Linked DNA regions of Homo sapiens: all the other regions are linked to region 1. Evidence: chromatin contacts called from ENCODE Hi-C or POLR2A ChIA-PET data. All regions are on one chromosome and are shown on one strand. The core of a region is the stretch at or near the end of the contact, and the rest is flanking DNA. Distances in the headings are between cores, read along the strand shown. Region 1 holds the start of ZC3HAV1 (zinc finger CCCH-type containing, antiviral 1). Region 2 holds the start of AGBL3 (AGBL carboxypeptidase 3). Region 3 holds the start of WDR91 (WD repeat domain 91). Region 4 holds the start of STMP1 (short transmembrane mitochondrial protein 1). Region 5 holds the start of MTPN (myotrophin).

The links. Hi-C counts contacts between places; a loop is a spot of excess contacts on that map. ChIA-PET counts read pairs that join two places held with the same protein, here RNA polymerase II (POLR2A). Pooled maps may share reads with other maps.
Region 2: a pooled map shows a loop between it and region 1 (2.9-fold over the local background). The contact joins the promoter of AGBL3 here to the promoter of ZC3HAV1 in region 1. A Hi-C loop is called at or near these places in 2 of 37 single-sample maps with no recorded cell type and 3 of 50 pooled maps.
Region 3: a loop to region 1 is called in a map of B cell, with 20 times the contacts of the local background. The contact joins the promoter of WDR91 here to the promoter of ZC3HAV1 in region 1. A Hi-C loop is called at or near these places in 1 of 168 maps with a recorded cell type or tissue (B cell) and 4 of 50 pooled maps. POLR2A ChIA-PET finds 5 or more read pairs at or near these places in 2 of 52 experiments (B cell and OCI-LY7).
Region 4: a loop to region 1 is called in a pooled map, with 6 times the contacts of the local background. The contact joins the promoter of STMP1 here to the promoter of ZC3HAV1 in region 1. A Hi-C loop is called at or near these places in 4 of 50 pooled maps. POLR2A ChIA-PET finds 5 or more read pairs at or near these places in 2 of 52 experiments (B cell and activated T-cell).
Region 5: a map of OCI-LY7 shows a loop between it and region 1 (9-fold over the local background). The contact joins the promoter of MTPN here to the promoter of ZC3HAV1 in region 1. A Hi-C loop is called at or near these places in 1 of 168 maps with a recorded cell type or tissue (OCI-LY7), 2 of 37 single-sample maps with no recorded cell type and 9 of 50 pooled maps.

The regions. Positions count from the first base shown.
Region 1 is chr7:139,108,025-139,114,111 of GRCh38, reverse strand. It overlaps ZC3HAV1 (zinc finger CCCH-type containing, antiviral 1), which reads left to right and starts at 4,392. Exons shown (of 13, transcript NM_020119.4): 1 at 4,392-5,088. The coding sequence starts at 4,781. RefSeq lists enhancers at 4,284-4,443, 4,236-4,739, 4,684-4,783, 5,364-5,493.
Region 2 is chr7:134,983,750-134,989,836 of GRCh38, reverse strand. AGBL3 (AGBL carboxypeptidase 3) reads right to left here and starts at 3,329. Exons shown (of 17, transcript NM_178563.4): 1 at 3,136-3,329; 2 at 1,841-1,962; 3 at 527-587. The coding sequence starts at 1,903. RefSeq lists enhancers at 2,638-2,897, 2,978-3,117, 3,128-3,427.
Region 3 is chr7:135,209,093-135,215,179 of GRCh38, reverse strand. WDR91 (WD repeat domain 91) reads left to right here and starts at 3,654. Exons shown (of 15, transcript NM_014149.4): 1 at 3,654-3,800; 2 at 5,425-5,604. The coding sequence starts at 3,678. RefSeq lists a silencer at 3,412-3,951 and an enhancer at 5,122-6,087.
Region 4 is chr7:135,659,007-135,665,093 of GRCh38, reverse strand. STMP1 (short transmembrane mitochondrial protein 1) reads right to left here and starts at 2,580. Exons shown (of 3, transcript NM_001130929.2): 1 at 2,500-2,580. The coding sequence starts at 2,514. It also overlaps the pseudogene RPL15P11. RefSeq lists silencers at 1-13, 2,486-2,705 and enhancers at 797-1,321, 1,322-1,846.
Region 5 is chr7:135,974,313-135,980,399 of GRCh38, reverse strand. It overlaps MTPN (myotrophin), which reads left to right and starts at 3,041. Exons shown (of 4, transcript NM_145808.4): 1 at 3,041-3,371. The coding sequence starts at 3,300.

The sequences.
Region 1 (6,087 bases), core at 3,143-5,642:
CTCTATTCCTTAAGGAGACCAATAGACTACTTGGGGACCAGTAGACTGCATCGGGCCCCTTTTGTCCTGGCAGAACCATCGGTGGTTCTCACAAGAAGAGGCAGTTATTCTGGATTTGGGGTTGCCCTTCCTCCCTGCAGAGCCTCAGTAGTAGCACTCTTTTTTTTTTTTTTTAGATGGAATTTCACTCTTGTTGCCCAGGCTGGAGTGCAATAGTGCGATCTCAGCTCACTGCAACCTCTGCCTTCTGGGTTCAAGCGATTATCCTGCCTCAGCCTCCCAAATAGCTGGGATTACAGGCGTGTGCTACCACACCCGGCTAATTTTGTATTATTAGTAGACACAGGGTTTCACCATGATGGTCAGGCTGGTCTGGAACTCCTGACCTCAAGTGATCCCCCTGCCTCAGCCTCCCAAAGTGATGAGATTACAGGCTTGAACCACCGTGCCCGGCCAGTAGCACCACTTTCTGGAGACTTAAAGATTGCCCGATCCACAGACATGGAATCACACTTAACATAGCATCTTATCAGGTGAATCTTTTCATGGCACAGAAAGTGGAGGGAATGAACCCATGAACATGGTACTATCCATGGTCCTATCATACACTTCACCACCCAGTAGCTATAGGATGAAGTATTGGAATGGCTAGTTAAAGATGGAGTCAAGCACCAGAATGGAGCTGATACCCTACAATGATGACACAGACTCCAGAACATCGTGGTATATGCCTTGAATCGGTCAAGTTAGTATGGTACTGTGTCCATACATGAGTCTGGAAAGAATGGGTAAGCCTGAGTGGCCCTACTTAGTATAATTCCAATGACCCCCTGCAATTTCCTCTCCCAGCAATGCTGGGCTCTGCAGAGTTATAGGTCTTGGTTCCCCAAAGGGGCACACTCTTGCCTGGAGATACCACAGAGATCCCACTGGACTACTGTGATGGCTGTCACCAGGTACTTTGGCCTCCTAATGGTCAGAGACTAGCAAGTAAGAAAGGGAATGGCCATCTTATTCGAGGTAACTGTTGCTGGTCAGCAGGAGGTGTGGCTGTTGTTACACAATGTGGGCAGGTGGAATATGTATGGAATTCTGGTGACCTATTTTGGTGTCTCTTGGTAATCCTTTGCCCAGCTGGGACTGAGATGTGCTCAGACCACTTTCAAATAGGGCACCCGACCAGATTAAGCTACTGAGAGCAGCTGAGGTGGTGGCCAAGGGTGAGAGGGATTGGAATGGATAGTGGTAGAGGGATATGATGAGGACCAGACCACCAGCTGTGGCCTTGAGACCAACTGCAGTGACAAGGACTATAGTTCATTCCACTAATTTCTCTCTGGTAAGCTTCCTTGTAGGAAGAGTGACCCTGAAAAGCCTGTTCCCTAAATACAAATGGATAAAGAAAGCCATGTAGTACAAAGGGTGGACTACAGCTGACACAGGGTGGCACTCAGGTCAAGCTTGCAGCCCAGCTTTGAGGAGCATGTTTAGCCAATATCCTCCAGCTTTAGCTCTTTCAAGATCTGCCCCAGCATTCGAGCTGAAGTCATCCACTTCTCTGGTGGCCCCCACCGGTGACTGAGCAAGGCAGTACAAGGGCCTAGCCTTTTCTGTCCAAAGCTGGACTCCTACTCCAGAGCTCCTCATTGGGCTGGCAGAGACTTTGTTAGGTCCGCACAAAAGTCTGATAGGCCCCATGGATCAATCATGCTTTTTCCTTTGACTTTTTCTGGCATTATGCCCCAGAAAAAGTGCAGAGAAAGTTCTGCACTCTTAACTCCATGTCAGGATCTCCTTCCTGGAGAACCCAATCTCTGATGGCACATATTTCAAAATTTTTCAAAATGTCTCCTTTTCCCTTCCCAGAACTCCTTAAATCACCTTTCTCTTTCACTTTCCCTTTCTTTTTTCCTTTCACTTTCCCTTCTTTTTTCCCCTTTTCCTTTTCCTTCCTTTTTTTCCTTTTCCTTCCTTTTCCCCTTTCCTTTCCCTTCTTTCCTTTCCCTTCCTTCCTTTCCTTTCTCTTCCTTTCCTTTCCCTTCCTTTCTTTCCTTTCCCTCCCTTTCCCTTTCCATTTCCCTTTCTCTTTCATTTTCACTTTCCCTTTCCCTTTCTCTGTCACTTTCCATTTCCGTTTCCCTTTCCCTTTCCCTCTCTTCCCTTTCCAAAAGGATCTTCCTCTGTTGCCTTTGCTGGAGTGCAGTGGCACAATTGTAGCTCACTGCAACCTTGAACTCCCGGGCTCAAGAAATCCTCCCGCCGCAGCCTCCCAAGTAGTTGGGACTACAGGCACATACCACTATGTCTGGCTAATTTTTATTTTTAGTGGAGATGAGGTCTCGCTATGTTGCCCAGGTGGATCTCACAGTATGTTGCCCAGGATGGTCATGATCCTCCCGCCTTGGCCTCCCAAAGTGTTGGGATTACAGGCACAAGCCACTGCACCTGGCCCTTAAATCATTTTTCATGGCTTCAAATTGGAGGAGATTCTATGTCTGTACTCCCAACCACTGTAGCCAAACTAGACTCTTCAGTCTCTCATCTTCTATATTCCCATTGTGGCATTTACCCATGAATTTGCTTATATTTCCATGCATTTTTTCATGTCTTCGCATACATGCTCCTTGAGTGCAGGGACTGTTTTTTAAACTTCTGCATGTCCTTACATTACTAACTAATGTAAATACCACATAGAAGATAGTCAATAAACATCTAGAACTTAGTTGATTTGATAATAAAAGGTCCCTGGGAACCTGTCAGACCACAAATAAGGCCAAGTGGATTAAAAGACAACTATAGAAGCAGCAACTAGAGGGAACAAGATGTCCCTCTTAGACATCCTAAGATGATCCTATGTGGCCCCCATGTTTGGCTGGTTTTCATAACAAAGTACTCTATTCCTGAAAGAGGGTTTATATACCATGAATGACAAAACTGAGGAGAATTCTCATTAATCATTTTGAAGAATTTCTAAGTTAGCAACCAGAATCTATTATTTTTTAAAAAGATGTATTTCTTATCTGATCAAATGACCCATCTATTTTATTTGAAGATGTTGGAAAAAAAAACCTTTTTTCTCTTCAACTTGTGTCCTGTCTTTGGGGGCCTAAAAATTAACTGGCACTAGACAGATAAATAGGAGAAAAGACAAAGTTTATTTACACATGCATGCAGGAGCTTCCAGTAACAGAAAACTCAAAAGTAAAGGTTTATATACCTCAACTTAACAAAAAGGAAAGTTTTAGGGCTTCAGTAGGAGAGTTTGGAAGTTTTGATTGGGTTGTTTTGTGTTTTTGAGACAAAGTCTCAGCGCTATCCCCCAGGCTGGAGTGCAGTGGCACAATCCCGGCTCGTTGCAGCCTCCTCCCGTGCTCAAGCAATCCTCCCACCTCAGGCTCCCGAGTAGCTGGGACTGCGGCTGCACACCACCATGCCCGGGTTGTTTTTATTATTATTATTATTATTATTATTATTATTATTATTATTATTATTGAAGAGAGCTCACTATGTTGCCCAGGCTAGTCTTGAACTCCTGGGTTCAAGCAATCCTCCCACTGCCTCGGCTTCCTAAAGCGCTGGGATTACGGGCTGAGCCACAGCACCCAGCCCATTGGGTTTTTTGGTGCTAATGGTAATGGGACAGTCTGTCTTCCTGGCAGCTGAATACTCCGAGAGGCTTTTAATGGCACCATGTTTTCGGGAGGTTTTGCTTTAGTCAGATAAGGGAAGTTTCATTAAGATTTCTTTCTACATCTTCTGTAGCTCAATGTTTTCACTTAAAAACAATCTTTATGTCAACTCTGGGGGTCAAAGTACGTCCCCACGGTGGAAAAGTTCTTGTCCCAATCTCTACGGGGAGGAACCGATCTGAAATCTTGGGATATGTCTTAGCATGTCCACCGTGATTGAGGTACAAGCAGTGGTTCAGGGCACCGAGTTAGCGATTCTAGGTAAGCAAGACCATGTCAAGAAGTGGTTTGTCCAAAAGTTCGTGAGAAGGCAGAAACGAGGGAGAGTGGCAATCGTTGTTCTTTAAGAGGGCACGGTGGTGGAGGAGAAACTTGCACATCGGGGCCTGGGGTACCACGATCTGGGGCCTGGGGACGCGATTTGGGGAAACTCGGTGGCATCTGGGCTCCGCTTGATGCCAGTGCGTGTTCGTGCAAGTTACTTCCTCAAGTTCAGGGTGAGGATAATAATATCTACCATGTGGAGTTGCTGGGAAGATTCACTACCAACAGAGGCAGAGCGCACGGCTCGCAGGAAGCGCTCGCTAGGGTCTGCTCTTTCCGGGAATGGGTGGGGTGCGCACTCCTCAACAGGGCTCTCAGGACTTGCGTCACACGCCTCAGTCGGCTGGCTTATAAAACACCGGCCAGAGCCCCAAGATCGCTTTTAGTTTCTCTTCTTTCTAAAGAAGGCTCGCGGAGCCCGGCTGGAGAACCTCACCCTCGCCGAGCCTAGAACCGAGAGGGGGCCACCCCAGGCGGTCACCAGCAGATTTGCCCGCGCGTTCTCTTTCTTTCCACCCAGTTGCCCTTGCGGCCGGCTGTAAACCTGCCACTAGGACCCGGTCGGTGAGATCTAGCCTCTTGACCTGAGAGCCGAGAGTGGATCGCTGGGCTGGGCTAACGGCGACGGAGAGCGCGCCCTCGCTGACTCCGGGCGCGCCCAGCAGTAGCACCGCCCGCGCCCGCCCCTGGACACTTGTAAGTTTCGATTTCCGATTTCCGCGGAACCGAGTCCCGCGCCGCGGCAGAGCCAGCACAGCCAGCGCGCCATGGCGGACCCGGAGGTGTGCTGCTTCATCACCAAAATCCTGTGCGCCCACGGGGGCCGCATGGCCCTGGACGCGCTGCTCCAGGAGATCGCGCTGTCTGAGCCGCAGCTCTGTGAGGTGCTGCAGGTGGCCGGGCCCGACCGCTTTGTGGTGTTGGAGACCGGCGGCGAGGCCGGGATCACCCGATCGGTGGTGGCCACCACTCGAGCCCGGGTCTGCCGTCGCAAGTACTGCCAGAGACCCTGCGATAACCTGCATCTCTGCAAACTCAACTTGCTGGGCCGGTGCAACTATTCGCAGTCCGAGCGGTGAGTGCACCCGGAGGGAGGGGCGCTGTCCGCAGCCGTGGTCGGGGTGGACTGTCCAGGCGGGCAATGTTCTGGGAGGGGCACGGCTTCGCCGGGACCCCGCACCTGACAGCCTCCGCCTCCAGCCACTCCCTTCTCTGCTCCCCTCTGGGAGCCTCTGCAGGGCCCGCGCTTCTACCTTTGCAGTTCCCTTCCTTCCGGCACCTCCAGACATTTTCTCGAGAATGGCTAAAATGCTAGTGCCTGGAGGAGACCAGGCTCAACCTCCACCCCTTTCCCCGCCCGCCCGCACGAATCAGAAGAATAAAGTGCTCTGGAGCCAGCCAGGGCCTAGAGAAGCGGTAGGCAGGTTTGGGAAGGAAGGAAAGAGCCTCCCGTCTTTGGTATCTTGAGTCTTTCCCTCCCTACTACCTCCTTCCCTAGACGTGGCGGAGCCAGTAACCCAGCCGCCCTGGGCCCCCGGTCCGTCTCCGCCGGAGCGAGCCGCAGGTCTCTCTGCTTGTCCCTCCCTTCCCGGTCACCCCCATGCCCCTCATCACCGCTTTTCTGATGCCTGGCGCGTAGCAGGGGTGGCCCTTTTCCAGGTTCCTGAAGTTGTAGCAGCCGCGGGCCTTCCCTCCGGGTGGTCTCTCTACGGTGGCGCGCGCAGTTGACCGCCTGCCTTGGGACAACTCTCTTAAATCCCTTTGAAGCAGTGTGGCTCACGTCTCGGGCCACTGCTTCTGTTGTTTCCGTTTGCCTTTTTTTTTTTTCGTCTAAATGCAGATGCGCTGCAAGGTTTGGGTTAAGACTCTTGAGTGATTTTCTTCCCAGTTTCTCCCTAAGAGAGCTTGCTCCCTCGAGGACAGCTGCACATCTAAAAAGATGGCTTCCAGGTCCACATTCGCTGCCCAGGCCTTTCCCTTGATCCCAAGCCCTTCCTCTCCCGCGTGTGTCCTGTCCATGGAGTCAAACTCATCTTTTCCCCCAGGCAGGGTTTTAATCCTCCTCACAATCTGT
Region 2 (6,087 bases), core at 2,080-4,579, 4.1 Mb after region 1:
AAAAAAAAAAGATAAAGGCCTTAACTCCAATTTCAGAGTATTTGTGACACATATGTAAATATTTAGTAGAGATATCTTAGAGTTTGAAAGTACAATTCTAAGTATAAATCTTTAAAAATTAAGTATACATCAAGATGTCCACACACATGTTCAGTTGCAAATGAATGACTTTATTAATGAGACTCTTTAGACAATGTACTTCGTTTAAATGAAGATGTACTTCTAACATAATCTGTCCGTTATAACTTGAGTCATACAGTCAATACATTTAAACAAATGACAAGGTAAATCCTTATGTTAAATATAAGATAATCACCACTTTCATTTATTATTTTCTAATATAAAATAGGCTTACCTAAAACAAACCTGAAAAGTTTGAACTCTGCAAGTAGATACAGTTCTCTTTCACAATCTACTAGAATAATCATTCCCTATATTATTCAATCTGACTTTTTAGTTTCCTCATCTTCTTTTTTATCCATTCAAAGTTTTATGCTAAACAAAAACTATATGAATAGGTTCAAACCTGTTAAAAGTGCACACCGATGAAGATCTTCACTTACAAATTTCATGAACATATCCTCATCCTAAAATAAGAATTTAAAAATATTTCTCTTTTAAAAACCAACAGTTTTCAAATCCAGAATTTTTTTACATCTATTTTAGTACTTGGGATTGAGTATATGTCTTTAACCTTTAATAAACGAGAAAATTAAAGGATTATTATCAGCTACTGGTCTCAATGCACCCAACACTTCAAATATCCTGAAACCTTAAAGTTTGCATCTTTCATTCCTCCTCTTCCACTGGGTGTGGTCATAATAATGACTTTATGGAAGGAATAAAGTTTAAAGATTCTTGATAAACCCGGGAAAACTATTTAAATTAAGAATAAAATTGGCCGGGCGTGGCGGCTCATGCCTGTAATCCCAGCACTTTGGGAGGCCAAGGCGGGTGGATCACCTGAGGTCAGAAGTTTGAGACCAGCCTGGCTAACATGGTGAAACCCCGTTTCTACTAAAAATACAAAAAAAATTAGCCAGGCATGGTGGCACATGCCTGTAATCCCAGCTACTCGGGTGGCTGAGGCAGAATCGTTTGAACCCAGGAGGCAGAGGTTGCAGTGAGCCGAGATCGCGCCATTGCACTCCAGCTTGAGCAACAAGAGCGATCTCAAACTCTGGCTCAAGAAAAAAAAAAAAATTAAATTAACAAAAAGAAAAACACAGAAAGCCATAAATCCTTTAAATAGCTAAAGTAAGCTTTAAGAGCTTATTTCGGGACATTAGTTTACATACATAATTTATACTTTAATAAAATTTGAAGGAAATCTCGCAGCCTATGTAGTAGAAAAAGACTAAAGAATTTTAAATACTACGTTTTTCCCCCTTTTTCTTCTTCCATGTCTCTTCCTTTATGACATCAGAGCCACAATAAACTGTTATGGTGATACACAATAAGGTTAGAACACGGTGGTTCTACTATGATTCATACTACGATGTAACACAATCCAATCAGCACATAGAAGAAAATAAGTGGACATCAATCCTAAAACTAAAACCCTACTAATAATTTCATATACAAATTTTAATAAAACCTAGAAGAATCTTAGCTAAAATATTTTCTCAAAAAAAATACAAATATAGTTTCTCTTTCTAGACAGGGCATAGTGTTCCCAGTGATAGCTTAGCTTTTTCAGCCAAATTATTTCCCAACTTCAATGACAATAATTTAAACATCCAATTGATTTTTATATCCAATTGATTTTATAATATTTTAATTGGGGATTTATATAATACAAATTTTATCTCCAAGTAAAATAAAGTTGAGAAAAACATACCGATTCATCTTCATCACTGATTGTTCTGTCTGAATAGTCTTCCTTTTCTGAATCTTCTGACATCTTTTCCAGTGTTTGACTTGAGATTTCTTGTAATATACGGGTAGGCTGTAAAACAATTTCTAAGGAAATTATATGACAGCTTTTCTTTTCAAGCTGTAGGTGTTTACTACATTAAATGAGTACTCAAAAATATATTCAATTGTATTTAACAGTCACAACAGTCTTCTCTAAAAACTAATTAGAATACAACTAATAAAACCTTCAATTTCAAAGAGTTAAAGGAATTTTCCATGACTATACGAGACAACAACCACAATAAGACAAATCAAGCAAATCATTTAATTAAAAGGAATTTCCAGAGTATACAGCCAAATCATTCACATTTTATATTTACAATTAAATACTACACAGCAAGTTCAGAATGATCCTGAGGCATTAAAAGATAATGAATTTAAAAATTATAGTCACTTACTGAAATGTAGCAATATAATTTTAAGTTTTCTCCTTGATTTTCACTTGACCAAAAGTTCAAGTGACAAGACTTTACATTTTGATTATTATTCTGTAGATACTGTCTGTTCTAATATTCATTTATATTATTCTTATTCTTAGAAATCTAAATAGCTACCAGAAGGTTGTATTGGTAATGACCATTACCATTCTATGCAAGTATCTTCCCATGTGGGTAATATCAAGACCAGGGAATAATCGAAATTTCTTGTCAAGTTCCCATCGTTCTTGAGAGACCAAAGGACTCGACAATTTCAAATCTATTAGTTTACGCCCCTCTCTACAGGAAGCGTGTTTTGGAGCGTGGACTACATATAAGTTAAGTCCAAGCTCTATGGCAAATCACTGCCAATGCCACGGAACCGACTGTCTCATAGATGACACCTTCAGTCCTAAGAAACTGAAGTTTCTGCCTGGGCATCACAACTCCACATTTGGAAAATCCGACTGGCCTAAATTCCATTCCTTACAGGTGCACACAGGGCGCACGAAGTGCTGACCTGCTGCGGATACAGCTCTGGTCTCAGGAAACGGCCCTTATCCACCGGCGCTCCGCGGGTGTCTTCCACCACTGCGGAGGAGGGGCAGATGCGGGCGCGTCCACGCTTAGCCGCGTCCCGACAGTACCAAGGCGTTTTTGGCGGGAAGCACGATGAGGCCACAACTCCGGGCGGCCGAGTTCCTTCCCGCACTCACTCCTGGACACCTTGGTGTGGGGAGGCGCTCATTTTCCGGGGCGCGCTCGCTTCCCGCAGGGGGCGCCCCGCCTTACTTCTGCATACCTCACCGTCCTGTCGGGGCCGGCACCTCGCTCCCACGCGAGTCCTCTGGCCAGGCCAGTCGTCGCTTCCGTGCGGGGAGAATATCTCGGGATCTCGCGATCTCGCGGAGAACCCGGTATCCAGCCGCTAGAAGTAACGCCACTGCTGGAGATCCGCAGCCCCAGCCACACTCCCAACTCTCGTCATCAGGCAACGGGTCCGCCCTCGCGAGACTTCGGACAGCCTTCGGAGATCACCTAGCAACCAGCTCGGAGGAAAGGAGCCTGCGTAGGTTTTGGCTCCAGGAAGAGGGATCCCAGAGGATGCCGGGAACTCGGGGTGGGCCGCAGGGCGGTCAGAGAGGCTCTCAGAGAGGCTTTGGGGTCTGTCGGGAGAATTTAGGAGTGGGGAAGACCGGGCAGCTATTTATTCCCAGTGGTCTGCACTTCGGCTGTTGCCTCAGAGGAGGCAGTAGAGCATGCTGGTTAGGACTGTGCTTTGGAGCCCACCTGACTTTTAACAGTGTGACATTGAACAAATTAATTACCTGGACTTCATGGGTACAATACTTGTAACTACTACTTGGAGATGTTAGAATATTAAAAAGTACGTTGGTCTTGATTTTTTACAGACTGAGTTCCATTCTACACAATTGTGCGATTAATTCGCTTATTCGATTCTGGAAAATGAGGCTTTTCTCCTTAAATACTAAATGGAGAGTCATAGATGAACTAGGGTGAATTCTCAAAATTATCAGCTCAGAGATTCTTTATAGCAATCGTCAGCTAGCATATTTAACACTGTTTTCCTGATGACTGCAAATCACTATATGTAGTCTCATTTAGTTAACAGACGTTATTCATGAACATCCCATATTGATTTTTTCCCTCATCTTTAGCTCTACAGGGTAAGGTAATCTATTTGGAAAAGTTTTCCAAGTACAGCTGAAAAAAAGTCTAGATTTTGATGATATAAGAATGTAAATAAACACTTTTCACAAAGCGTTATATGTCATGAGATTCGTGATATTGTAGAAATGGAGATAATAAATGGTAGCAAGTTTGAAAGTAGAATAAAGGGCAAAGCACTATGGCTTAAGCATGGAAATGGGTTAACATAATCTCTTTGTATTTTGTAAGTATCTGAAAATAGGTGTTTTTGAGGTCAGCAGTTTAAAAGTATGAACCTTCCAGATTAGACCTTGGCCAGAGAATATTAATAGAGTATATCTTAGATCAACCTCTTGAAAAGTAGCTCTTATAGTTGAAGCTTGTTTTATGCCATACATAAATCACTAAAGGTGACATGCACAGAGAAATCTTTATTTATGTAATCTGTTTTTCTGTTGGATTTTAGTCATGGCTGCAAGCCATAGGATGTCAGCTGTACAAGGTAAAACTGAGAAATGGTCTAACCAGGTTATATAAGAAATTAATGGCAGGGCTGAGAGACTTAAGTCTCGTGATTTTTAGTCCAAATAGTTATATTATCACATACCAAGTAGTCCATGGGAAGAAAAATGATCTTAATGCATAATTTTAAAAACTTAGGATTTTTTTTTTTTTTTTGAGACAGAATCTCACTTGCTCTGTCGCCCAGGCTGGAGTGCTGTGGTGCAATCTCAGCTCACTGCAACCTCTGCCTTTGGGGTTCAGGTGATTCTCATGCATCCTGACTAGCTGGGACTACAGGCACGTGCCACCACTAATTTTTGTATTTTTTAGTAGAGACGTGGTGTCACCATGTTGGCCAGTGTGGTCTCAAACTCCTGGTGTCAAGTGATCCGTCTACCTCAGCCTCCCAAAGTACTGGGATTACAGGTGTGAGTCACCGTGCCTGGCCAAAAACTTAGGAACTTGGCAAAACTTTGAAAATGATATTCATTCATTATTTTATTAACAACTTTTTTCTTTTTAAAGACAGCTCTGTCACCCAGGTTGGGGTGTAGAGGCACAATCATAGCTCACTGCAGACTCAAACTACTGGTCCCAAGAGATCCTCATGCCTTGGTATAACAAATTCACTGGATGGCTGCTGCCTACTAGGGACAGTTCACTATTGCAAGGAAAAAAACCAGACATTTATTGTGGAGGTTATGTTCTGGTGGGAGTAATCAAACAAACCAATGATGATAATAAAAATGATATCACTCAGACAATAACCGCTATGGAGAGAAATCAAGTAGGGGGGAAAAAAAAGAATAGGGGATGCTGGGAGTGGGGGGCCTTGCTAGGTTACTCTTTTAGATGGAATGGCCAGGGAAGGCCTCTCTGGCTAGGGGGCATTTGAGCAGAGGGATGAACTGTAGGATGTCTTAGGGGGAGACTCTGCCAGGCAGGGTAAGCAGCAAGTACATAGACTGAGAAGTCTGTGTTATGAACTACAGTTGAGCCTTGAACAACTCGGGGGTTAGGGGTATCGTCCTCTACATAGTTGAAAATCTGCATATAACTTTTGACTCCCCAGAAACTTAACTACTGAGAGCCTACTGTTGACTGGAACCCTTACTGATGACATAAACAGTTGATTAGCACATATTTTGTATGTTATATGTGTTATATACTGTATTCTTACAACAAAGTAAGATGAAATGTTATTAAGAAAGTTATAAGGAAGAGAAAGTGTATTCATTAAATGTAAGTCATTCATCATAATGGTCTTCATCCTTGTCTTCACATTGAGTAGGCTGAGGAAGAGGAGGAAGAAGAGGAAGAGGAAGGGTTATTTTATTAACAATTTTTTTCTTTTTAAAGACAGCTCTGTTACCCAGGTTGGAGTGTAGTGGAGTTGCTGTCTCAGGGGTGGCAGAGGTGGAAGAAAATCCCTGTATACTTGGACCTACATAGTTCAGACTCGTATTTTTCAGGGATCAGCTGTATACTAAGCAGTACTGTTTAGCCAAAGCTTAGCTGGAATCAGTATCATTTTAAGGTATGAGATTTCACAGGGATTTTTTTCTTCCCCAAGTAAAAT
Region 3 (6,087 bases), core at 2,405-4,904, 3.9 Mb after region 1:
TAACTTCCATTATTAAAGATAAGTTGCACTTTTATTAAAAAAAACCCCATTCTGCATAAATCTTATTTTTAATGTTTAAATTAATTTACTTTCTTTTTTAAAAAAATAGAGACGGGGTCTCCCTATGTTGCTCAGGCTGGTCATAACTTCTGGCCTCAATCGATTCTGCCACTTGGGCCTCCCAAAGTGCTAGGATTACAGGTGTGAGTCACTGTGCCCAGCCTTTTTTTTTTTCTTTCAGCTTATTTTTAAAATTATTTTTTTAAGGGAAATTAAAGAAATTAAGTGGGATCACTGGGCTAAAGAGTAGAAACATTTTGGAAGCTTTGATAATCTATAAATTGACTCCTAGAAAAGTAGCTCCTTCTGAAGCTTAATGACAATGCCCCTTTCATTTTATGTTCACCAACAGTGGGCAATACATTTTAAAAATTACTAATTTGAGAAGTGAAAAAGGGTATCTATTGTGTGTCACTGATTTTCAGTGAACGAAAGATTAACATATACATAGGCTGCCTCCTACAACAAGCATGAGGGCTACCAATAGGAAACCTGTGAATTACTGGATGGATCATTGTGGGCCATTTCCAGTTTTCAGAGGTGCTCATGACTTTTTAAGGAACTGACTACAGTAAGAAAAGATTTATCTACCAAAGGCTATGGCGATGGATGCTCTCTACTGAGCATGTAACTTGGCACTATCTATGAACCAGACAGTGGGCATCCAGCAGACAATGAATCTGCTAGTGTCTTGATTTTGGACTTTCCACCCTCCAGAACTATGAGAAATAAGTTTCTGTTGCTTATAAGCCACCCAGTTTATGGCATTTCTAAAAAAAAAAAAAATTGCAGCCCCAAAGGACTAAGACAGTGACATTTGAGCAAATGCGTGAAGGAGGAAAGGCAGCTATCCCTGTGGGTATCTTGGAGAAGACATTCCTGTAGAACAAACGGCTTGTACTTAAGCTCTGAGGAGCTGCCTTTCATTGATCAGAAAACTAATCTTAGCTGGTTTTACAGGCTCTGGTCTGGGAAGTGTCAGGGCAGATGGAGGTGGGGGAGGTGAGAACTATGGTTGCAGACTTCAGGTGCCCTTAGGGAAATCTACTTCACAACTTTCCTGTAGGTGGAAGCTTTGGTGGTTGCAACTTGTCCAAATTTTCCAAGTTCACTTTGATGATCTGAGATCTCAAAGTAGGAGTTGGTCTCCCAGTAGTCACAGTGGTGACTCTCCTTTCCTGCCCTTGAGGCAAGTTTAGCTGCCTGGAGGGTACACTTGTGGAGACAGGTAGGGCAAACAAAGAGGGCAGAACAAGGTCTGTCTCGTCCTGCTGTGGCTTGCCCTGTGCTATCTTTTTGGCTTTCTCTAGTGTAGATCAGAGCCCTTTTGGAGCTGAATTTCCATAGAGTAGGAGTGGAGGGTCTGAGCAGAGGGGCAGCAATGATTCTGAGTTGTATTTTGACAAACACGAAAAGTCATACCATTCGAGGGAAGGAGAAGGGAACACTCCATGCATTTTACCAATAGGCCATTCACTGTGCTAAGCGTTTTACATACACTGTCTTATTAAATCTTCATTACTACTGTGCAAGGTGGGTGTTATTGTCACCATTTTTTTTTTTTTGAGACGGAGTCTCGCTCTGTCGACCAGGCTGGAGTGAAGTGGCGCGATCTCGGCTCACTGCAAGCTCCGCCTCCCGGGCTTACGCCATTCTCCTGCCTCAGCCCCCCCGAGTAGCTGGGACTACAGGCGCCCGCCACCACGCCCGGCTAATTTTTTGTATTTTTAGTAGAGACGGGATTTCACCGTGTTAGCCAGGATGGTCTCGATCTCCTGACCTTGTGATCCGCCTGCCTCCGCCTCCCAAAGTGCTGGGATTACAGGCGTGAGCCACCGCGCCCGGCCTATTGTCACCATTCTGCAGAAGCAAGTCTCAAAGATATTGGCTATTTTCCTACTTACAAAAATACGTGCACCTTGTAAAAACTTCAACAATAAAAAGAAAGTAAAAAACAAGAAGTCCTTCATAGTCTCACCTCTCAGATAAAACCACTCCAATTGTCACTTGGTATCTGCAGGGGGTTGGTTTTAGGACCCTCCCTAGAAGACCAAAATCCATGGATGCCCTGATGTAAAAAGGCCTAGTATTTGCATCTAACCTATACACTTCCTCCTGTATACTTTAAATAATCTCTACATTGCTTATAATACTGAATACATTGTACATGTTATGTAAATTGTTGTTATGCTATATTTAATTTGTGTTTTTAAAAATTGTATTCTTTTTTAAACTGAGACGGTGTCCTGCTCTGTCACCCAGGCTGGAGTGCAGTGGTACAATCACAGCTCACTGCAGCCTCGACCTCCTGGGCTCAAGTGATCCTCCTGCCTCAGCCTCCCAAGTAGCTGGGACCACAGGCAGCACCACCACGCCCGGCTAATTTTTTTTTTTTTTTTTTTTTGAGACAGAGTTTCGCTCTTGTTGCCCAGGCTGGTATGCAATGGCGCGATTTCGGCTCACTGCAACCTCCACCTTCTGGGTTCAAGCGATTCTCCTGCTTCAGCCTCCCGAGTAGCTGGGATTACAGGCATGCGCCACAACGCCCGGCTAATCTTGTATTTTTAGTAGAGACGGGGTTTCTCCATGTTGGTCAGGCTGGTCTCAAACTCCCGACCTCAGGTGATCCGCCCACCTCGGCCTCCCAAAGTGCTGGGATTGCAGGCGTGAGCCACTGCGCTCCGCATTTTTTTTTTTTTTTTTTTTTTGTGGAGATGTGGTTTCGTCATGTTGTCCAGGCTGGTCTCCAACTCCTGGGGCCAAGAGATCCGCCTACCCTGGCCTCCCAAAATGTTAGGATTACAAGTGTGAGCCACTGCGCCCGGCTATTTTTTATTTTTAAAACTTTGGAAAAAATATTTTCAATCCTCGTTGGTTGAATCCGTGAATGCGGAACCCGAGGATGCAGAGACCCGACTGCATAGGAACTTGGTGTATAATCTTCCTGAATTTAAAAAATGTACACACATACATACCTAATTTTTTTTTCACAAGAAACCAGGACTATAGCGTACATACACTGCTATGAAATTTGCCTATCCTAGCAGTGCATCTTGGTTATCTTGCTGTGTAGCCAATTCGTCTTACTAATGAAAGCAGAGATTTGGGGGAGTTAGCGCTCTCTGAGGACACGCGTGTTGTGGCTTCACGCAGGTCACTCTGCTCTTAGGGCTCCAGCTTCCTCCGTGTAGGAGGAGGGCAGGGGACCGGGAGCTCTGCGATGTAACGCCAACCAACAGGGCGCCGCACCCCCTGCCCGCCTCGGGACTACCTGGGATGTTCTTAAGATCCAGTCTTGTTTGACGTGGGTGGCAGCCGCCACTTTCAGTAATTCAGACAAAGCCGCCGCCGGCGCCGCCAGGACCTCCCCTCGCCACTCCTCGGGAGGGGTAAGGGTGACTCGAGCGGCCAGGCGGGCTGGGGCTGGCTCAGGGGCGGGGCCTCGGGCGGGGAGCCGGCCGAGGGGCGGGGCCTCAGGCTGGTCGCCCAGTGCGTGCGGGCTGGTAGGCCTGTCGCGGCGTGACGTGCTCGGCGCCCGCGTCCGGCCCCGCCCCATTTCTCCCAGGCCCCGCCCCTCCGTCCCTCACCGCACCACCCCTAAAGACGCTAGCGCTGCGATGGCGGAGGCCGTGGAGCGCACTGACGAGCTGGTCCGGGAGTACCTGCTCTTCCGCGGGTTCACGCACACACTGCGGCAGCTGGACGCCGAGATCAAGGCGGACAAGGAGAAGGGGTTCCGGGTGAGAGGCCGGCGGGAGCGGCGCGGGCAGAGGCGGCCCGAGGGAGCCGGGGAGCGGGCTTCCCCCCAGCACTGCCTCCGGGGCGAGAGCGGCGCTGTCACTCGCGCCGGGGCGCCGGAGACCTCAGCGCGTCCGACCCCAGCTTGACGGATGAGGAACTGAGACCCTCAGACGGACAGGACCTGCCTGAAGCCGCCCCCCGAGTCAGGAGCATCGCCGAGGCTGGAGCCCCGATGCCCCGGCTCCTGGTCTAGGGTTCTGTCTCCACTCCAGCCTCCTTGGCCAGGATGGCGATGAGGTTTTAGGAGCCGAGGTTAGGTAGATGGTTGCGTTTTGGCAACAGATATTCGTGTTGGCTTCCAGTGGCAGTGGAAGCAAAGAAGTCTGCAGTCCAAAACGTTAGCTGCGTTCAAGTATCTGCGGTGTTTGTTTAAAATGGCCTCGTCAGGGACTCATCGGCAATTTTGCTTCTGCAGTTGTGGAAGACCTCATGGCACATTAGAGAAACCCAAACTTCCCCTGCTCTAAAATGATTTTCCATTGCGAGGTTCTTGGAATGTATATGTGTGTGATTTGTATGTTTGTGTGTACTGACTTCAATGAGAGGCAGTGAGCTAACAGCAAGAGCACTGGAGGGGAGTTAGGAGATCTGGTTTCCTGCCTGGCCAAAGTTAGTGGCTACTTAGTGGCAAAAGCAAATCATTTCACCCCTCTGGGCTTCAGTGGCCTGATCTATAAACTAGGGGCATTGGATTGGTATTGATATCCAAACCCTTTTCCAGATTCTGTACTCTGCTGTAATTGCTCCTCACAAGAAGGTGACTTCCTTGGCTGACACTCTGAGCAGCTACCACGGCTTCGTGGAACTTTGATGACTTGAAGGAGTCAGTCCATGCACCTCCTCATGATCCTTGGGATCTGGGAATTGTGGAGATTGTCTCATAGCTCTTCTTCACCCCACCCCCTTTTTTAAAAATGTGAGGTAACTGAAACTACAGTTAAGCAACACTGCCATTTTTTTTTCTTTTTTGACAGAAAGTCTCACTCTGTCGCTTAGGCTGGAGTGCAGTGGCACGATCTCAGCTCACTGCAACCTCTGCCTTCTGGGTTCAAGCGATTCTCCTGCCTCAGCCTCCCGAGTAGCTGGGATTACAGGCGCGTGCCACCACGTCCAGCTAATTTTTGTATTTTTAGTAGAGTCGGGGTTTCACCATGTTGGCAAGGCTGGTCTCGAACTCCTGACCTCAGGTGATCCATCCACCTCAGCCTCCCAAAATGCTGGGATTACAGGCGTGAGCCACGGTGCCTGGCCTGATGACACTGCCAAATTGATCAAGTAAGTCAGAGGCAGATCCAAGATCTGGAGCCAGATCTCTTAGGTTCTGGGCCAGAGCCCTTTTACACCTGAAATTTCCGTGCTTGCTAGAGGGTCAAACCACTTCTCTAACATCAGAAAATTACTGAAAAACCGTTGCATTAGTATGTTTTGAAAATTTTATAGATTGCTAACTTACAAATTTTTTTTTACACCCAGAAGCCATGACAAGAGGAAAAAGCTTTATTCCATGGAGGGGAGAATTCCCTTCTGTCCCTTACCACCTTCTCCATCCATGTTTCTCGCCAGGTGGATAAGATTGTGGACCAGCTGCAGCAGTTAATGCAGGTGTATGACTTGGCTGCCCTTCGGGATTATTGGAGCTACTTGGAGCGTCGGCTCTTCAGCCGCTTGGAGGATATATACAGACCCACAATCCACAAGCTGAAAACCAGCCTGTTTCGATTTTATCTTGTCTACACAATCCAGGTGCCTGTTGATTCAGGGGTTCTGCTTCCCTTGGTGGAAGGAGCTCTTTGATCCCAAAATAGATTTTCTTCCAGTTCCTAGGGAGGAATCTGTATGTGACTATGGGAAAGAGTGCAGCAGTTACAGTGCAATTATTTTTGACTGTTTTTCTTCTTTTTTTTCCTTGTCGTCATCTGTAGATCATCTGACTTGTCTTCCCCATTCCTATTTCCTTTTTTATGTTAAGCATGTAAGCTTAAAACAAAGGTGGTATTTTAAAGAATATAAGTAGCTGGGTTAAAGTTTGAGTAATAAAGATGATAGCTGACCTGGAGGAATGAGTCACTTAGTTATTTGAACATCAGCTAGGGATTAATTTTTAGGATGGGATTTATCATTAGAACTTCAGCTTAAACCAGCTTTGAAATGACAAGTTCCTTGAGAAAAGAGTGATGATTTCCTTTATATTATGGAATTTTATTTTGCCACTTACCTGGCAGGCTG
Region 4 (6,087 bases), core at 1,331-3,830, 3.4 Mb after region 1:
GAATCCTTGTTGAGTGCTCCTGTTTTTAAGTTCTTTAATGTGTTAACTCATTTTTAATCCTCACAACAAAACTGTGAGGTGGGTTTGCATTTTCAGATGTGGAAATGGGAGCACAGAAAATTTCAATAGCCCACCCACGCTACCACAGCTTGAAAATGATGGGAGGCAGAGTTCAAACTGAGAAGTCTGACTCTGAAGTTTAATCTCTTAAACACTAGAACATGATGGTCATTTTTTAATAGATGAAATGACTGCACACAAAGAGAAATACTTGCTCAACTTTAGAGTCAGTGGCTCATTTGACAGAGGTGGAATCAATGTGAAAAGTAATGCTATCCACTTATTTAAAAAAAAAAGCAATGAGGTGGAAGACCAGAGGGTGAGAGAACATCAGTGTTCAGTTACTTCTGAGCTAGGAATATAATTGACAGCTTTAGCATCTCTCCTTAAATACTGAGAATTCTGAATTCTCAAATCAGAATCTGACCAGGCACAGTGGTGGCTCATGCCTGTAATCCCAACACTGTGGGAGGCCTAGGCAAGACCTGTCTCTACAAAAAAAAAATTTTAAAATTAGTCACGGGTGGTAGTGCGGGCCTGTAGTCCTAGCTACTACTAAAGAGGCTGAGGTGGGAAGGCTGCTTGAGGCCAGGAATTAAAGACTGCACTGAGCCATGATTGTGCCACTGGACTCTAGCCTAGGTGACAAAGAGAAACCTTGTCTCAAAAAAAAAAAAAAAAAAAAAAAATTAACACACAGTAAAAGTTTATTGCAAAACCAAATAGACTCATTCTGCAAAACCACTTAGAAAGTTAACTGTAATTGAATCATGTCCTCTCAGTTTATCAATGAGCAACAGATATAGTAAGCAGCTCAATTACATCATTCTATACTCTGGAGCTAAGTGATACCGCTTTTAATCTAGTGTTTACTACAAGAAAATGACTGTCATTATTCTGAACTCCTAAACTAACATCTAGTTAGGACACTACAGAAACTCCTAGAGGCAAAGGAGCAGCCCTGTCTTAGCTGGGCAGATTAAGGACACTCTTTTGACTAATTGGATTTAACAATCCATTACCATCTTTCAAAAGGACAAAAGGGGTGCATTTTGTGTTTTAATCTCTTTGATAAAGATACAGCATTTGGGGCCGGGCGCGGAGGCTCACGCCTGTAATCCCAGCACTTTGGGAGGCTGAGGCAGGCAGATCCCGAGGTCAGGAGATCGAGACCATCCCGGCCAACGGGGTGAAACCCCGTCTCTACTAAAAATACAAAAATTAACTGGGCCTGCTGGCGCGCACCAGCTACTCGGGAGGCTGAGGCAGGAGAATCGCTTAAACCCAGGAAGCGGAGGCTGCAGTGAGCCGAGATCGCACTACTGCACTCCAGCCTGGCGACAGAGCGGGACTCCGTTAAAACAAACAACAAAAAAAGATACAGCATTTGAGCCGGGAGCAGTGGCTCACGCCTGTAATCCCAGCACTTTCGTAGGCTGAGGTGGGTTGATCACTTGAGGTCAGGAGTTCGAGACCAGCCTGGCCAACTTGGTGAAACCCGTCTCTACTAAAAATACAAAAATTAGCTGAGCATCCTGGTGCGCGCCTGTAATCCCAGCTACTCCGGAGGCCGAGGAGGGAGAATCGGTTGAACCCGGGAGGCGGAGGTTCCAGTGAGCCCAGATTGCGCCACTGCACTCCAGCCTGACGACACAGCGAGACTCCGTCTCAAAAAAAATAAAAAATAAAAAAAAATAGAGGTTGAAAGCATCAAGTTTTGAATGCACAATAGCTTGGCAGAAAAACTTTCACTTGAAAATTTGATGAGCAACTCCTGGAACCTTCACCAAGCAATTTTTGAAATATACCGAGTTTTGCCAGAAAACTCGTTTTTAACTCAAATAAGGAGCCAAGAGAAATAGTCTGCTTACTCATGCTTACACATTTTGGGAAAAATTACTTGTATACCAGTGTCTGACTCATTCCTCCAACTCTGAAAGGTCTGATGAGGACTTAGCCTCTCGGACTTCGTGAGGTGGCTAATTTACGGTTTATTCCTGGCCTTCCTACCTCCTCAGAAAAGCCAACTAGCAGGGCTCCACAGCAGGGACCGGCCGGCGACCATGTAATGGAACAGGAGCGCAGAAAGAAAGGGGGGCGGACTACGAAAAGTCATCAAGGACCACACAAGCTTTAATACAAAGATTGCACAATGAGCGCGGGGCGCGGCACACAATAAGAAGCTCTGGAAACGCACACTCTCTGACACCTCAAAGTTTTAGGGACTTGGATGGCTGCAGAAAAATATTGGCAAAGGGATTTTCTGGGGAGGCAGGAAGAAAACGGCCGCCCTGCGAGGCGACGACCAGGCGCGGGGGACGAAGGGACCGCTGGACCCACGCCCAGGCCGGGTCGGCGGGGTCGGCAATCCTCAAGGGGGAAATGGGGTCCGAGGCACGCCCCAGGCAGCGGGCCCCGCTCTTCGGCAGCTCCACTCACCAGGAACTGGAGCATGATGTCGGTGGGGAGGGCGAGGAGGGCGCGAAGGACTGCAGCAGCTCCGCGGGCCGGTCCGAGCCTACCTCCCCATGCGCGGGGGGGGCGGAACCCCTCGTCGACTTCCGGGTCACGCCACGCCCCGCCCCGCTCCTCCCACTCAGCCCGCGCCCGGAAACGACTTGCAGTGTCGCAGCGCCCAGGTTCCCCCTGGCGGAGCGCGTTGGCCTCACCGCCTGAACCGGCGGGGCAGCGAGCGCGCGACAGGACTTGCGAAGAGCAAGTCCCGAGCCTGGCTGGGCATCCTTGAGCATCCCGCCTCTGTAAACCTGGGCCGAGGCCCAGGAATCTATATTATTCTCAGCACGCGGACTATTCTGATACACAGCCCAGTTTAGGGCTCTCTAACCTAGAAGGACGGCATGAGCAGCGGGTCCCATCCCTAGGTTCGCAGCTGAATCGTGGGGGCTTTTGCAGCATCCTCTACTTGGGCCCAGCTGGACTTTGCGGGGAGGAAAGGAGGCTTGTAGCTCTCAAAGCTCCGCAGGTGTGCTGTGTAATCAGCGTTGTGTAATCAGGTGTTGTGTAATCAAGGTAGAGGCTGGGTACCGTATGGGGCCCATGCTGCCGTGTGCCGCACGCCAGTCACTGAGATGATGAGTTTTGTAGCAGAGAAAAGGTTTATTCACCAGGCAGCCAGCCGAGGAGACGGGAGAACAGATCTCAAATCTGCCTCCCCAAAGATGGGTTTTAGGGATATTTATGGGATAGAGGAGCAGGGTGGTCTGAGGTGTGGGGAAAGGCGGTTGAAGGTAAGGAAAAGTTTGGCAATGGGTTATCTGCGCGAGGTAGTCAAGCTTCATGGCTCTTTATAGGATACATGGTCACAAAATGACATCCTTAGCATGATCTGAGTGTGGAGGTTTTGGCCCTCTAATGTCAGAAGGACACCCATCGGGCTTTCATGCAGGCCCAGTTGAGAGGTTGGTGGTTTAAACTGTACAAGAACTGACCCCAACTTCCTGAAAAACAAGAAACCTTTATCAAGCAACCCAGATGTCAGAGATGTTATCCATAAGGAAGATAGTGGGAGCTTAGATATATATTGTTTAGCTCTGTGACTTTAGCTATGTGGGTTTTTTAATCCACTAAAAGCAGGTGACTAAAAACAAGTGAGAGAAGTTGCATTTGGCAGGCCTCATCAGGTTGGCTCTCAGTTTCACTGGCCTAGCTGGGTTTCTTGCCTGGGATGGCCATAGGTCCTGTTGACAATTTGTATCATCGCCACAAAGAGTCTGTTCTGTCAGTCTTCCGGTCTGTGTATGTGTGTGTTTTTTTCTCTCTTTCTCTTTTAAAGAATTTATTTTAAGCCTATTATACCACACAGTATGTTTTAAACACTAACTCCCTAATAAGATATATAACTCCCTAATAAGATAAAGCAAAGACAAAAAAAGTTCATCTTATTAGAAACAAGATACACCATCCCTTATTGTCTTCAAAAATTATTGCACTTTAATTTTCATAATTTGACAAAGCATTCATGAAACAATCTGCAGACTAGTTTTAACAGACAAATAACACCTGTAAGCAGACATGACTGTCCTAAATTATTAGGTACGAATTTTACAAACTTTTTTTTTTTTTTGAGACGGAGTCTCGCTCTGTCACCCAGGCTGGAGTGCAGTGGCGCAGTCTCGGCTCACTGCAAGCTCCGCCTCCCGGGTTCACGCCATTCTCCTGCCTCAGCCTCCCGAGTAGCTGGGACTACAGGCGCCCGCCACCACGCCCGGCTAATTTTCTGTATTTTTAGTAGAGACGAGGTTTCAACGTGTTAGCCAGGATGGTCTCGATCTCCTGACCTTGTGATCCGCCCGCCTCGGCCTCCCAAAGTGCTGGGATTACAGGCGTGAGCCACCACGCCTGGCCCAAACTTTACTTATATTAGTGGTAACGGTGGAGCTGGAGAGTATCACGCCTTCTCCAAGCTGCCCAGCAAGAACCATCAATAGTGTGGTGGAACTTATGGCACTTTCCAAGGCCACAGCTCCTTTGGCCTGCAGATGTCAGCCCACACATCTCCCTCTGCTTGTGGACTGGTTTGGTGATCGACTGGGTGTCAGGATTTCTTCTGATAACTTCATAGAATGGATCAATGAGGATAACCTCAAAAAATCTGTATGTGGAATCTTCACCAACCCAGTAAGAATTCAGGACTCTTAGAGCCCCACAGTTGTGTCCAACTCGCTCCTCTGCAATGGACTGAAGGCTTCGAGCAAACTTCAGCTGGTTAACACCATGATGGACAGGCTTGCCATAAGTTGCACCCTTAGGAATTGGGCATTTTTGACCACCATGGTGAACATGAATCCTATATATAATGTAACCTTGCTTGGCCTTGTAGCCCAGCTGGCGTGCTTTATCAGGCCAGGTGGGGCAGGGAGCCCCGTGGACAGCAGATAGCTGGCAGTACTGCCAGCAGCAGACCCTCAGAAGAAAGCGCATGACATCAGACTGCTTCTTCCTCCATTGCTCCTGGATGTACTTGTATGCATCCATTTTGGCTTACCTGATGGCTGCTGCCAGACAGAAAGGAAAGAGCTTACTCCCCCTGGTCTGTGTTTTAACATTAATGCTGATCAGTTGTTGCATTTAAACTGCAAAGGAGAGGGGATATAACGAGGCATGTCTGACCTCCCGTACCATCATGTCTGGGAACTCAGTTTTAAGGTCTTTCTGGAGTCCCTTTGGCCAAAAAGAGGGTCTGTTCAATCAATGGAAGGAATTTAGGATGTTTAGTTTACCTAGGGAATAGGAAAGCTATAGAAATCTAATCAACATTTCCTATTTCTGCTTTTCTCCAAACATCTCTCATTGTTCTCTCTGTCTTCCCCCACCCACTTCCTGGTTTTTCTGCTTTCCAGCATATTGCCACAGCAACCGACCTGGGTTTATTTATTAAATGGCTAACCAATAGAGACACTCTGTGGTTAGCCATTTGTATTAGTCTGTTTTCGCACTGCTATAAAGAACTCCCTAAGACTGGGTAATTTGTAGAGGATAGGCGTTTAACTGACAATTCTGCATGGCTGGGGAGGCCTCGGCATACTTAAAATCATGGTGGAAAGCTAAAGGGAAGCAAGGAATATCTCACATGGTAGCAGGAGAGAAAAAGGGAGGGGGGAGCTGCCAAACACTTTTAAACCATCAGATCTCTTGAGAACTCACTCACTATCAAGAGAACAACAGCATGGGGGAAACTGCCCCCGTGATCCAATCACCTCCCGCCAGGTCCCTCCCTCGACACGTCGGGGCTACAGGGATTACAATTGGAGATGAGATTTGGGAGGGGCCACAGAGCCAAACCATATCACCATTTAACAAGTAAACTCAAGTAAGTTGAGTTTACTCCTAATAGGATCTCTCTCTCTTTGCCATTCTCGAATGCCAGGGAAAGGAAAACTGATGGGTCAAGATGGTGTCAGATGCTCCACAATCAACTACAACTAGAAAGGGCAGGGTCTCTGAACTAAAGTGGCTGCCAAGAGGGAAGAGGGAAGGGATACTAGGAGATGGCTACAACACACCATA
Region 5 (6,087 bases), core at 1,792-4,291, 3.1 Mb after region 1:
GGTTTTGTTCTAGTAACATTCCCATTCTGACACTAATTTCTGTGTTAGTCAAGATTGGTTCAGTGTTCCTCTAGTAATAAACACCACAATTTCAATGGCTGAAAACAATACAAGTTAAATTCATATTCATCCTATATATCCATTATAGGACAGTGAGGGAGCTCTGCTCATTGTAGTTACACAGGAACCCAGACTGACTGTGTAGCCACTATCTTGCATGTTGCTAGTTGCTGTAGTAGAAGGAAAGAGTTCTGAAGGGTCTTACAATGACAAGCCTGGAAGTGACTCATTTCACGTCTGCTCATAACTAATAGGCCAAAATTAGTTACATGATATTATTCAACTACAAGCCAGGAAGAGCAGTTCTCTCTTGTGCCCAGAATGGCAGACAAAGGAATTATTTGTTTAACACCATGAATACTTACCAAAATAGGTAAACAAAAAAGATAATTAAAATACTTGTGACATGTGCTGTAAATGGGGGAAAAGCTGGGCCCTGTAAGTAATTGAAGGACCTATTTAAAGTGGGTGGTCTGGGAGGTCTCTCTGAAGGTTTGCATTGAAACCTCAAAAGTCAGATGGAGTGAACAAGACTTAGATGAAGAACATTCCAGAGAAGAAACAAGAAGCATAAAGGCCTTAGGGTGGAATGAGCTTGGTTTAGCTTGAAACTGACAGAAGACAAGATATTTCAAAATCAAAGAAACAATGGGGGTGGCAAGGGACTGTCATGAGATAGGAGATACTATCACCTACCATCAGCAGTCAGTGCACAGAAGGCCCTGAAGGCCATATCAAGTAGTTAGGATTTTAACCTACCTGCAATAGGAAGCCTTTGAAAGGCCTTAGGACAACAAGTGCATGTTTAAGTTTTAAAAGAGTAACTCCCAAAGTGGGGAATTATCTAGAAAAGGATGAGTGAAAATAGGACACCAACAGGGAGGCTATCATAGCACATAGCATCATAGCAGTGTAGACAGAGATGACAGTGACAGGGATGGGGGATATGTGAGGGTGCAGGGAGTAGTAATAGTGAAGATGGCAAGAAATGAACAAATTTAAGACATATTTTGAAATATTTACTGATGGATTGAATAAGAGAAAAGTTGAGAATGGGAAGAGTGATTATGACTCCCATGTTTCTGGTTTTAGTGATAGGGTGGTTGGCAGCGCCATTTACAGAGATATGTGGGGGACAACTAGGTTTAACATCTACAGGAGACCAGATCCTATTCTGGACATGTTAAGTTTGAGAAATCCAAATGAGTAAGAAGTTAAATATAAGAATAGATCACATAGGAAAAGTCTAGTTAAAGATTTTTTTTTTAGATGATCTTGCTCTGTCACCCAGGCTGGAATGCAGTGGTGCCATCATAGCTTACTGTGGCCTCAAACTCCAGGGCTCAAGTAATCCTCCTGCCTCAGCTTCCCAAGTAGCTGGGAAGGCAGAAGTCCGCCACTGTACCCAACTAATTTTTTTAATCTTTGTGTTTTGTAGAGATGGTGTCTCATTTTGTTGCCCTGGCTGGTCTCCAACTCCTGGCTTCAAGCGATCTTCCAGCCTTGTCCTCCCAAGGTGCTAGGATTACAGGCATGAGCCACTGCACCCGGCCAAAGATATAAATCAAGAGCTCTCAGCATGATGTAACTCAGAAATCACACAGGTGGGAGTGTGTTGGAGAAGAGATGGAGATTCTAGGACTTGCCTAACAAATTCCCCCTTGAGATTTGTTTCCAGAAATCGTATCACTATTGGGTATGTGGATTTGTATTTCTAATTATCAGGGAGTAAAATTAACAAATGACAATCTAGGTAGATGTTAATATTTGGAGGGATTTCTTCTGATTTGAAACCCATTTGCTATTCTACTCTAAATGATAGCAAAAAAAAAAAAAATACATTTCCAAACACTATTGACATCCCCATTTTACACAAGTGGAAAACTGAAGCAGAAGGGGGTTCAGTAACTTGCCCAAGAAGACACAAAATTAGCAAGAAGTGGGACCTGTATCGCAAACTAAACAATTTGGCTCCAGAGTCTGTTTGGAACCCCTACACTGTACGGCAATGGTGGTAAAGTAGCTTAGTTAATGTGTTTAGTGGGTTACAAATAATAGATTATATATATGAGTTTTATATATAGTAATAGTTATATATGTATATATATTATACGTATATTTCTAGCTCCAATAAGAGCTTTTATTGGATCTATGTTCATGTGCGCATGCCTGGATCATTAGGGTTGTGAGGAACAATTCAAGTGGTAGCTATGCACTATGGCATTACAACTAAACCCTAGGAAGAACAGAACTGACTTCACCAGAACAGTCCTGAAGTTTCAAACCATTAAAAACAAACAGTAAATTTAAAAAACGCAAATTGTACTAGACAGTTTGGTTTGCTCCACTTTACGGCATCAAACTGAATGCCTGGACGTCATTTGCTGGTCAGGAAGATGAGTTAATTTTTTTTTTCCTGCCACACACTTAAGTTTTTTGCTCCAGGGAACATTATACATAGTGTTAACACACTCAATTTACATTGTAGTTTTAGTGTTGAAGATTTCCTGGAGGGCAGGAATAGCGTTATTCCATCGTTTTTAGCCCAGTCAGACTGGATGACGGAGAGAGGGAGGGGTGAAAAGGAGGGAGGGAAGGGGAAAAGGCAAGGAAGAAGGAATTCAAATTAAACACTCTTCCTATACATTTTTAGAAGCTGAGCAAGATGCCCTCCAAGATTATGTTTTTTAAAAAGTAAAGTTTTTCCCATTAATGGTGGTGCAGAAGCGTCCTAATCCCATCGAAAGTACTCTCACTCTTCCTCCATTCGCTGTCTTGACCTCCCCCGGGCCTCCTTCATTCTGCCTCCCAGTCCCGCCCACTTGTCGCCGGCTCCTACCCTCCACTCTAGCCTTCCCGGCAGCCTGTACATTGCGCATGCGCACTAGTGGCGTTCGCGCCGCGGACCCAGAGAGAGGCGTTCCGCGGAGGAGAAGAGGAAGAGGAAGTTGGGGGAGGGTCCTAGCGGGGAGTGAACCGGAAGTGTAAAGGTTCCTGCCTCTCCTCGGCCAGGCGGAACCTCTCTGCTGGGCCCGGTGGCCGCAAAAGAACTTTCTTTCTCCCGCCCGAACGGTCGCCGCGGCCAACTGCCTCGCCCGCCTGGCAGCCTAACCCTCCTTCTCTTCTTCTCCTCTCCGGCTTCGCGCGGCCCTGCCTCCCTCTCGCCCGGCGGCATCCGCTTGCTGCTGCCACCGCCTCCTCATCTTCTGCCCGGCCAACCGGCCTGCCCCGCTGCAGTGATGTGCGACAAGGAGTTCATGTGGGCCCTGAAAAACGGAGACTTGGATGAGGTGAAAGACTATGTGGCCAAGGTAAGCGGGGATGAGAAGAGTAGGCGAGAACACGGAGGTGGGCTGGAGATGAGGCTGAGGAAGCTGATGGGAGCTGGACTGCGGGGATGGGGGTGGGCGGGAGGAGAGACTTCCTGGGTGGAGGCGGCACCAAGGAGAGAGGGGCGTCTAGGGAGGAGCTAAACTGAAAGAAGGGTCCAGGTAACTTGGTAGCGTTCTGTGTCAGGTAACTGCTGCGTTAATACAGTTAGGCGCTACCTGACTTCCTGGCCTCTTGGGGGAGGGGAGGAGTGGTGTCTGGCTCATCCAGAGTTTCTTCTGCGCACTGATCATTTGAGTTTGGCCCTCTTCTACACCAAAGTTACTTAAACCTTTCTTTGAATGAGGTAATTCTCCATCTTGGACTTACCCATTACTAAATGAAGTAACCTAAGTAATTAGGATCAGAGGAACATGTTTTTTAACTCTCGGCCTGGTGTGAAGTTGAAGAATTCATTGACCGTGAAAAGAGTACCGAAAATAGAAATAGTTAAAATTCTGAAACTGAGTATCACTTCACTGTGGTGTCTTAACTTTGGGTGTGGCCTTTTTCCTTTCCCCCACCACAACAAATACATATTTGCTTCAAGTGGTAAGGTTGTCAACTGGCATCTGGGAATGTTTAAGGTATCTGAATAGTTTTTAAACAAGCATGTTAACTTCAGTTATTCCATTCTTCTCCCTGATTTCACCTGAAATGCTTACATGTGTAGTAAATAGCAATGCAGTTTAGTGGCAGTGTATTTGGGGGGTAAAATCATGATGAAGAAAGACAAACTCAAACCTCAGCCCCAAATATAAAACTGAATCGACATTGTGGCAGAGTGGGAAACTTAAAATTCCAAGCTAGCCTGTCTTTCCATCCTGAAACTGTGCCTTTGTAATTATGAGAGAACTTAACATGTGATTTTAATTTAGTGATAATCTAAAATGAATCTTCCAAAACAAGTATAATTTTATGACAACCACGGATGGCATCTTGCTCACCTTCTAAAAGTGTGAGAACCCAGTCTAGATTTTAACTCTTCAAAGAATAGGACCTGACCTGGGTTTTTGCTTCAGAGGCTGTGTTAGGAAGCAAGTAAGCGAAGCAGTTTCTTAAAACTTACAGGATTGTGCAAGGCAAACTGCTGAAGGTTTTTACTTTATTTAATGCCATTACAATTTAGACTTTTTGGATGCTGCTTACCTGCTTAGTTTTTTGCAGTGGAGTTTTAGGACAGGCTGTCTTCTCGTCACTGCCTTCTCAGCTGGTAGCCAACTGAAACTTGACTTATTGGCTATTTCAATATAAAGCTAAAAGGTAGAAATTATTTGGTACACTTACCAGTGGTGGGACACTGCAATACTCTGGAAGTAAGTGGGCTTTTGTTTTCCTGTCATGGTGGAACCTAGGTTGTTTGATATACTTGAAATACAAAAAGTTGATTAAGTACTAACTGAACTTACAGCTACCAAAATAACACAATGTATTTAGTGTTTTCCTGACACATTATTTTATGTCATCCTTGTGAATACTGGGAAGTAAGTCCTATTATTGGTCCCATTTTACAGATTACTGAGATGCAGGATACTTAAGAAAAGTTATGGAGATGGTAAATTGTGAAGCAAGAACTAAATTGCTGACTCCAAAACTGAAACTCTTTAACTGCTCCACGCACTATCTCTCAGTCTAAGATCTAATTGTGAAAGCGTATCATACCAAGATTTCTAGTAGGACATTCCCAGGGTCCACATTCAGGCAGGTAAATTGTGCCCAAAGAATTCTCAACTACACAAAAATATTTATATGAAAATATATGCCAATAAAGATGGATTAATTTATTTCCAATTAGTTTTATAATTAGGTTAGGTTATCATGTTCAATTTGATTATTTTCCCTATATTACTACCGTAGCCTGTTCTTCATTAATGTAAAAAATTTGCATAAGAGGGAGGGTAGACATTCAGAAAAAGCAAAAGGGAGTATTGAAAGTTGGACTATCCAAAAAGATATGACTGTAACTGTAATGTAATCTGATGTACAGAGCATTGAGCTTTATCCTTTCTTAGTTTTGAAGATTTCATAAAGTATCTTTCACTTTGTTAATGAGAAATAATAACAAGAACTGAAGTTTATACTGACTCAGCTCCCTTACGGTGCCCATTTATACTTTCAGGTCCTTATTACAGTTTCTTCTGCCCCACAGCTGTCTTCCCTGCTTATTTATTGACTCACATTTTTCATCTACCAATTTGTGAACACTCACTTTTTGAGTTTCTGTAATGTGCATCTATCTGAGTAGGTGTGTACAAAGAAAATACTAAAGAAACACTTAGACCTGTCTAGTCTTCATTCTCAGGGGTGAGAGTCTATTTTAAAAACTCTCCTCAACATTCCTGTGAAGATCTCTCATATTGTTAACCTAAGAATCTACCTGTAAGAGTAAGATAAGCATTTTAGTATTCCCCTCCTCCTCCTCTTTTTTTTGGAAACAGGGTTTTTTTGTTTTTGTTTTTCGGAGACAGGGTCTTTGCTTTGTCGCCCAGGCTAGAGTGCAGTGTCGTGATCATAGCTCACTGTAACTTCAGCCTCCTGAGCAGCTGGGACCATAGATGTACACCACGACACCCAGCAAATTTTATTTTTTGTAGAGACTGGATCTCACTTTGTTGTACAGGCTGGTCTCAAACTCCTAGCCTCAAGCGATCTTCTGGC